Regions from separate parts of the Homo sapiens genome. Here region 2 is linked to region 1. Evidence: chromatin contacts called from ENCODE Hi-C or POLR2A ChIA-PET data. All regions are on one chromosome and are shown on one strand. The core of a region is the stretch at or near the end of the contact, and the rest is flanking DNA. Distances in the headings are between cores, read along the strand shown. Region 1 overlaps LOC105369625 (a long non-coding RNA gene). Region 2 holds the start of PLEKHG6 (pleckstrin homology and RhoGEF domain containing G6).

Evidence for each region. A loop is a pair of places that touch in the nucleus more often than their neighbours do. ChIA-PET counts read pairs that join two places held with the same protein, here RNA polymerase II (POLR2A). Pooled maps may share reads with other maps.
Region 2: a pooled map shows a loop between it and region 1 (2.4-fold over the local background). The contact joins the promoter of PLEKHG6 here to the enhancer-like site in region 1. A Hi-C loop is called at or near these places in 1 of 168 maps with a recorded cell type or tissue (astrocyte of the cerebellum) and 6 of 50 pooled maps. POLR2A ChIA-PET finds 5 or more read pairs at or near these places in 6 of 52 experiments (A549, Caco-2, MCF 10A and 3 more).

Annotation. Positions count from the first base shown.
Region 1 is chr12:6,265,639-6,269,877 of GRCh38, reverse strand. All of the region lies in intron 2 of LOC105369625 (a long non-coding RNA gene), which reads left to right. Among named protein-coding and RNA genes, the nearest start is that of PLEKHG6, 43 kb to the left of the region's middle. RefSeq lists an enhancer at 298-1,043. Within about 2 kb of position 2,502, at least 7 of the 41 ENCODE cell types and tissues checked have a DNase peak (open chromatin) inside an H3K27ac peak, as active enhancers do.
Region 2 is chr12:6,307,326-6,311,931 of GRCh38, reverse strand. PLEKHG6 (pleckstrin homology and RhoGEF domain containing G6) reads right to left here and starts at 1,250. Exons shown (of 16, transcript NM_001384598.1): 1 at 1,084-1,250. RefSeq lists a silencer at 1,304-1,353 and an enhancer at 1,716-2,436.

The sequences.
Region 1 (4,239 bases), core at 1,253-3,752:
ACCGTGTGTACCCTGGAGCCCAGTGTGCCTGGATGGTTCAGGTCCACAAAGCCAAAGACTTTCCTTTCACTCATTGGCCAGTCTGAATAAGGTTTACCGTCACTTGCAAGCAAGAGTCCTGAGTAATATATGGGATTAATGAGGAATATAGTGTGGCTGCGATGCTGAAGGAGGACAGGAAAGGAAAATGTAGGGGGCCGGGCGTGGTGGCTCACGCCTGTAATCCCAGCACTTTGGGAGGCCAAGGCAGGCAGATCACAAGGTCAGGAGATCAAGACCATCCTGGCTAACATGGTGAAACCCCGTCTCTACTAAAAAATACAAAAAAAATTAGCCAGGTGTGGTGGTGGGTGCCTGTAGCCCCAGCTACTCGGGAGGCTGAGGCAGGAGAATGGCGTGAACCCGGGAGGCAGAGCTTGCAGTGAGCAGAGATGATGCCACTTCACTCCAGCCTGGGCGACAGAGTGAGACTCTGTCTCAAAAAAAAAAAAAAAGAAAGAAAATGTAAGGAGAAAGGGAATGGTGGGGCAGCCATTTGTGAGCCTGTACTGTGTGCCCCGTAGTGGGCTGGCTTTGTCATGTATATCTTCGCTTTTCATTCTCCTGACAACCTTGTGAATTAGGTGTTGTCCCTCCCACTTCACAGGTGAAGAAACTGAGTGAGGTTAAGTGCCTGATCTAAGATCATAAAGCTAGCGAGTGGCAGAGGTAGAAGGAAATCCAGGTCTTTCTGATTTTAAAATCCCATGCTTTCTTGGTGGTTTATTTTGCTCTTTTTTTTTTTTTTTTTTTTTTTTGCTTCGTGGGTTGGCCAAAATCTCCAAATATTTTCACTACTGCTGGAGCCCTGGCAAAGGCAGCAAGTGGGGTGGCTGCCAGAGGCTGGGGCCGAGGAGGGAAGGGAGGAGGGGTACATGTGAGGGCCCTTTGTAGGCAGGTATTTATAAAGCTGGGGCTTCTCCCTTGTAACAAATATCAGTGATATTTCTCCTGGCTCTTAGATGGGGGAAGGTATCTTCGCCTCTGTTCGCAAGTACACATCCAGGGAAGGCAGTGCCTGGAGGTCAGGTGAGGCCAGGCTGGCCTGGAGAGGTGAACTAAGGCTGCTGGACTGAAGGCGTCCTGGAGGTTTTTTGTCCACCACATGAATGCCCCGCCTACAGCCCCCTCTGAGAGAAACTGAGCTTCTCCCGGCTCCCTGCTGCGCGTTCCTAGGGTGGGCATTTCCTGTCCTGACCCACATGGCCCTGTCCCCTCTGACCTCAGCTGACTGGCCCAGCATTGGGCACCCTGCCCAAGGGCAGCCCCACCACAGCTGACCAGGGGTCACTGGGGGGCTTTGGTGTCTGAGCGATGTGATGAGCTGGGCCTCCTGGTAGAGGGGGCAGAAGCAGGAAGACACATTGAAAAAGCAGAAAAAGAGGTAGCCCACCAGAGGGATGACCATTTCGGGCCTGGCATGGGTGCCTGAGCGCTGTCTGCTCTCTGAATTAAGAGGCCTGCTGCATGGCTGCTCCTGGGGCCTGGAACGCTTCAGTCCCTTTGTGTTGTCAATTCTGGACAAGAATCCCGTGCTGTTTTAAAAATTTTTTTATTACTTTTAAATTAATTTATTATTATTTTATCTTATTTTTAAAAATATTAACTTCCCATACTACACTGATGTGTATTTTTGAGTTTATACTCTTTTGTTTTTTTGAGACAGGATCTTGCTCTGTTACTCAGGCTGAAGTGCAGTGGTGCCATCTCAGCTCACTGAACTCCTGGGCTCAAGCAGTCCTCCTGCCTTGGCCTCCCCGGTAGCTGGGACCACACCTGTGCTCCACTGCCCTATTTTTATTTATTTATTTATTTGAGATGAAGTTTCGCTCCTGTCACCCAAGCTGGAGTACAATGGCACAATCTCGGCTCACTGTAACCTCTGCCTCCCGGGTTCAAGCAGTTCTCCCTGTCTCAGCCTCCCGAGTAGCTGGGATTACAGGCATCCACCACCACGCCTGGCTAATTTTTGTATTTTTTAGTAGAGATGAGGTTTCACCATGTTGGCCAGGCTGGTCTTGAACTCCTGACCTCAGGTGATCCACCCACCTCGGCCTCCCAAAGTGCTGGGATTATAGGCATGAGCCACGGCTCCTGGTCTCCCCTCTTTTCCAGTCTAGCTTGAGTGGGTGCGATTGTGGTCACCCAAAGAGGCAGACAGGACAGTCTAGGCTGCAGAGCCTGATGTGGTCTGCCCCCCCTCATTCACAAGGATCATGACGCTCGGGCCTGTGGCCTCCCACAACTGGAACCGTGGGGAGGGAAAGGAGGGGCCAGGGGGGAACATGGTTTTCAGTCATGACATGACAACATACCTCAGTCGTGGGTGTGTTTTAAGTAATCTGTTATTCATCATAACCAAAGCACTTGCGTGTATTTTAAAGCACATATTTGCTTCTGTAACCACATCAAATTTCCAAAGGCCCAGAAGGGTACACGCTGAAAAGTCCCCTTCCTTCCCTCTGGGCAGCTCCCTCCCTTGAGGCAGCCATCCTTACCAGAATTTGGGCATCCTTCCAGAAACATTTTGTGCACCTATCAGCAAACACTCTTGTACACATTCCTCCTTTCCCTTATTTAGTACCCAAATGTTAGCATATTATTCCCATTACCCTGTACCTTGTTTTTTTCATTTGTGAATAATTAACTAACTTTCCCCCCAGTGAGAGCAGGTTTGAGATCATCCCCACAACAAAGTCACTTCTGCCACTTGCCTTCCAGGGCACCTTTCCGAGCGGGAGAGGGGGTTAGTGAGCAGGGCCCGGGACCCTTTGGGAGGGTGTGTGTGTATTCATGTGTGTATGTGTGTGCGTGTGTGTGCGTGTGCATGTGAGACCTGCAGGACAGCCTCACTTGGAAGACCTGGTTTTAGGTCTAAGACCCCACGAACAAGCCCAGGGCCTTAATCCCCCTCCGGTTCAGTTTCCCTCCCACAAAGAGGAATGACAAGCCTGTTCCCTGGGGCTGTTGAGGTTGGAATAAGGACGTGTTAAGAAACTGTCTTGTGAATTGTCTAGTCCTAGGCGGTGAGCGGTTATTGTCAGCCAGACAGATTCAAAAGCTTCTCATCCATTTTCCCTTAAGGATGTGTCTGGCCTTCTCTGCTTACTCCCAGCCACCTCCCTATTCCCAGCTGAAGGCATCATCTCCTCTTGGAGCTTCCCTCCCACATGGACCTGCCTGTTTATGGGCATCTGCTCTCCACCTCACCTGCCTTCCGCCACCTGCTCTTGGGCACCTGAAACCACTTCTGCTGGAGTGCAGCGGTGCAAATACAGGTCACTACTGGCCTTTTTTTTTTTTTTTTTTGAGATGGAGTTACGCTGTGTCACCCAGGCTGGAGTGCAGTGGCGTGATCTCCGCTCACTGCAACCTCTGCCTCCCGGGTTCAAGTGATTCTTGTGCTTCAGCCTCCCCAGTAGCTGGGATTGCAGGCATGAGCCACCAAGCCCAGCTTTTTTTGGTATTCTTTTGTAGAGACAAGGTTTCCCTATGTTGCCCAGGCTGGTCTTGAACTCCTGGGCTCAAACGATCCACCCACCTCAGCCTCCTAAAAGTGTTGGGATTATAGGTGTGAGCCACTATGCCTGGCCCCTTCATATGTGCTTGCTTTTTTTTTTTTTTTCAAGACAGTATTTCACTCTTGTTGCCCAGGCTGGAGTGCAATGGCACAGTCTTGTCTTACTGGAACCTCTGCCTCCCAGGTTTAAGCAATTCTCCTGCCTCAGTCTGCTGAGTAGCTGGGATTATAGGCATGCACCACCACGCCTGGCTAATTTTATGTTTTTAGTAGAGATGGGGTTTCACCATGTTGGCCAGGCTGGTTTCAAACTCCTAACCTTAGGTAATCCGCCCACCTTGGCCTCCCAAAGTGCTGAGATTAGAGGCGTGAGCCACCGCACCTAGCCTCTTCGTATATATATGTATATATATATATATATATATATTTTTTTTTTTTTTTTTTTTTGAGACGGAGTCTTGCTCTGTTGCCCAGGCCGGAGGGCAGTGGTGCAATCTTGGCTCACTGCAACCTCCGCCTCCCAGGTTTAAGGAATTCTGTGCTTCAGCCTTCCGAATAGCTGGGATTACAGGCGCATGCCACCACGCCCAGCTAATTTTTTTGTATTTTTAGTAGAGATGAAGTTTCACCATCTTGGCCAGGCTGGTCTTGAACTCCTGACCTCATGATCCACCCGCCTC
Region 2 (4,606 bases), core at 1-2,500, 43 kb before region 1:
CTCTCTCACATGTGTGCATATTTGGGGTACAAGCTCCTGCACTGGTCTCAAATGGGAACAAGGGTCACAGACAGGTCTCGGGCTTTCTGGATACACCCAGGTGGGAGGGTTCTCCTTGCACCTAGATATAACCCCATCCCCTTCCCCATATAAAGCTTGGGAAAAAGCTGGAGGGAGGCCATGGTGGGTGGGGTGGGCTGGGAGTGGGGGTGGCTGGAGACAGCCCAGTCTGCCACCAGTTTTTGTACAGCCTGTAAGCCTTTACATATTTACATAGTTGAAACAACTGCTGCCCCCCCTGCAAAAAAGCCACCAATATTTTGGGACAAGTAAATATTACATGATATTCAAATTCAGTGTCCATAAACACAGTTTTGTTGGAATCCATCCTCTTCTGCTGGTCTCCTAATAACCTGTGACTGCTTCTTGCTAGTTGGGACAGACGGTGTAGGCCGCGAAGTCTCTAATCTTTACTGTCTGGCCTTTACTGAAAGGCTTGCCCATCTCCTACCTGAACCCTCCTGACCACAGACAGGGAGGTGAGTGGGGCCAGCTGTCCGGCCACTGCCCTTAGAGACCAGCCAAATAGAATTAGAGTTTCTCCAGTTTCGGGCTATATATTTGGTCCTCCCCAGACTCTGGGAATACCACCATGGAGCTGGGGGCCAGGCGTGGGGCTCCATCCCTCCCCCCTAAACCTGGAGGGAGGGCCCGCCCTCGAGTGGGCAGGGCCTGGAAGAGGAGAGGCCTCCTAAGGGGCGGTGGGCTCAAGAAGGCTGCGCAGGTGTTTGTGCCCCGACCGGGTGGGCCTGAGGTCCTGCCTCAGCCCTCCCTTACCTTCCTCCGATTCAGGAGCAGAGGAGGAAACGTTCGCTGTCCCTCCTGCCGCCTCCCAATAGTCCTCCCTCTGAGGGCGCTGTCTCCCTCGCACTGCTCCCTACCCAGGGTCCTGTCTCAGCCCAGCCCCCGGCTCCCCTCCTCCCGCCTTCGGGAGGCCAGGCCTTCCTTCCCCTTCGCCCCGGCTTCCAGGCCCCGGGTCCCGGCCGCCCCGCCCCCGGGCCGCGTAGCCCTCCCGCCGCTCACCTGTGCCCACAGGTGTCACCGCACCCGCTGCCCTGCGCCGCCCTCCCCGCCCGCGGGGCTCCCCGTCGCCGTCGGCTCCCCGGCGATGCCAGCCAGCCCCGATGCCCAGCCTGGGACTGGGATCGAGCGGCCCGCGGGAGCCGGGCAGCGCGGGTCCGGGCGAGGAGGGCGGGGACCGGGCTGGCCCCTCCCTACCGCCAGCACCGCTCGGGGCAGAGGGGCAGAGGGGCGGGGCCCTGGGGACCGAGCAGCCCCCGCCCTCACGCAGCCACCGCCTTCCCCGGAGAGGACAGCTCACGTGGCGGTGCCCTCCTTTCCCCTTTTCGGTCGCACCTGAACTCGACACCCGCCGGCCGAGCGGGAGGGCTGGGACCGCGCGCCCTCCACTCCGGGCCAGACCCCCGCGAGGCGCTGCAGTAATGAGGGCTGAGTAAGGGGCGGGGCGCCGCCGGGGGAGGCGGCGAGGGTGACAACCTGTGGCAGGCACCCCTCTCTCCTGCTGGTCGCGGCGAGTGGCCGGCCGTCCGGTCCTCCCCCTGCCTCGGCCTAGACCCCTAAGCAGGCAGGGAGCCCGCCTGCCAGCTGGAGGGGCAGGGGGCCCCGTCGCTGTGTGGAGTCCAAAGTGTGAGCCTTATCTCTCAGAGGACCGGCTGGCCTGCCTGGTGGAAGGTGATACTGGAAGGCTATCCTGGACTTTGCCTTTGCTCCAGGGATAGGCAGCTGAGGCCTGACCCGCACTTCTCCTATGACCTAAGACTCAGGTGGGGGCACCCTCCCAGTTCACCTGCAAATAAGCCCACTCCCGGCTACACCAGGGTCACCCAGCCCTTGCGGTGGCTGCTAAAATAGATGCTGTGGGGCCAGGCGCGATGGCTCACGCCTGTAATCCCAACACTTTGGGAGGCCGAGGCGGGCGGATCACAAGGTCGGGAGATGGAGACCAGCCTGGCCAATATGGTGAAACCCCGACTCTACTAAAAATACAAAAATTAGCTGGGCATGGTGACGGGCGCCTGTAGTCCCAGCTACTTGGGAGGCTGAGGCGGGAGAATCGCTTGAACCTGGGAGGTGGAGGTTGCAGTGAGCCAAGACAGCACTACTGCACTCCAGCCTGGGCAACAGAGTGAAACTCCATCTCAAAAAAAAAAAAAAAAAAAAAGAAAGAAAAAGAAAAAGATGCTGTGGAAGGACTGACACATGCTGGGCATTGCATGAAAGGACCATACTTTATTTTCTTTATTTTTAAAATTTATTTTTTAAAAAGAAAATAGAGACAATATCTTGCTGTGTGGCCCAGGATGGACTCCAACTCCTGGGTTCAAGCGATCCTCCTGCTTCGGTTTCCCCACCTTTTCACTTCTCCAAATCATGGCACCTCGTCTGACAGAAGCACTGGATATTTGAGATAGAAGTGTCCTGTGGATGTGTGGTCATTATAATCTCACAACCATGAAACCCAAGACCCTGTAGTTGGCAGGTGGCAGGTCTGAGGCTCCCAGCCCCTCACCCTGACTGTGGTCTATTTCCTGCCAATGAACTCAACAGTGATTGATACGGCTCCTTACTTCTTCAGAGCATCCTGAAGTTCAGGAAACACTTTCAGAAGCAGAATCTCCTTGAGTTGCCAGGGGAAAAGGCCTCTATTCCCTTTTCCCATCTAGGCTATGAAACGCATACATGATCAGAGTGTTCTAGTCCTCACTCGGACTCTGGTGACTCTATTTTGTTTGGAGGAGGAATCTATATCTTTGGGCAGTTTCTAATTTTGTATTCCCTGTGTCCATCCTCAAATCTGCCCTCTGGGATTCTCTTTCTCTGAGCTTGCTGTTGTGTGATTGCTCTGCTGGTTCAGAAGTGTCCTCTGTTCCTCCAGCTCCTTGAACCAGCCTGTCTCCTGCTCCTGGCCCAGCTGGTGGTGGGACTAGTTTTCGGGGGTGAAGTCAGGTGGGAAAGGAACTGCAGTGGCAAGAAACCAGAGTGTGCCTAGTTCCTAGCCCTTCCCTCTTCCCATTCACTGTGTGTGTGTGTGTGTGTGTGTGTGTGTGTGTGTGTGTGTGTGTGTGTGTGTGTGGTGAGAGCTAGACAGAGATAGAGAGATGTCCAGGGATGACAAGAGTAGCCATGAGGGAAAGAGTTAATAAGCCAGGAGAGGAGGTGGTGATTACGGACAGTATTAAATGACACCCCAGAGACAGCTGGTGCCAATGGCCCCTAGCTTCTCCTCCCAGTGTCTCCCAGAAGGAGTGGGAAGGAGGAATAAGAGGGAAGATGAAATTGAGAGAGCACCAAAGACAAGCCTGGGCTTACAGTGCTCTGGGGTGAGCTGGCTAGAGGGGCCCAGTGGCAGGTGGTGGTGGGTGGCGGGGTGGTTAACCCTTTCACTTCCCTCTAGGCGTTGAGGTCCAGTCTCCACCCACTACTGCCCCAGGGCCTGTCTTCAGCCTCCCTGGGAGGAGAGGTTCCCAGGGCAAGCTGGAGTCTAGAAGCCAGAGGTGTGGCCGGGCACAGGTGTGTGGCCTAGGAGGCAGGCCTCCATGTTCTGTTTCTTCTCTTCTGTCACTCTCACAGTCTCCACTTCCATGACTCCTCTGTGCTGCGGAGAGCACACTCCTATGGCAGGCTGAGGGGAGCATTCTCAGGGAGCTGAATGAAATGTAAAGAATTGGGAGGCTGGAGGCTTGGCCTCTGCCAAGTGAGGCTAGGGGCCATCTGGTCCTTGGACCAGAGTATGCCATCTGGATACTTCTCTTTATTCCTGGTTATCCTAGCCTTTCCTCACATGTCTAGCTTGAGTCATATGCCTCACTTTCTCCCAGGTAAGATGCTCCTCATTAGGCCCCTGGATTGACCCCATAACTGATGGTAAAGTGTGTGTCCACGGTCAGAGCTCTGAGGATCAAATGCTTCTGTCCAATAGCAGCCTGAGGATAACTGCCTGGGGTTGGCATAAGGGGCTCACCAGGCAGGAAGGTCAGGGAAACTCATTTGTGCCTCGACCTCTGCTGAGCCCATATCTCTCAGGGCAGAAGTGGGGACCATCTGGGCTAATGAGGGGCTGGCAGGCACTAGCAACAGGAGGCAGCTAATGGGAGCTGTGTCCTCCCTGCCCAGAGCGAGGCAGAAACTGAGGGTTCAAGCTAGGAGGCGCCAGGTCATGTGAGGCAGATGAATACCAGGAGGACAGGCCACAGGGCAAAGCCTCTGGTGCCTCAGGCCAGAACTGGTGCTTCCCGTTTCTTCTTTCGTCCCCTCCCCCTTCCTTCCACATTTACTGGCAATGTGTAAGACAGTAGGAATATAGAAAAGAATAAGAGGCCCTGACTTCTAGGGGCTTACAGACTAGTGGGGAGGCAGATGGGCGAAAAGAACATTGATATTTAAGTTAGACCAAGAACGACTAAGTCAGGAGCTGTGGGAACACTTTGGAGGGACCGGTTACTACATAGGGGAGCCAGGGATGGCTTCTAGAGGAGGCGAGCTTTGTGTTGGGACTCGAAGGATGAGTAGCAGTCAGCTGGGCTGA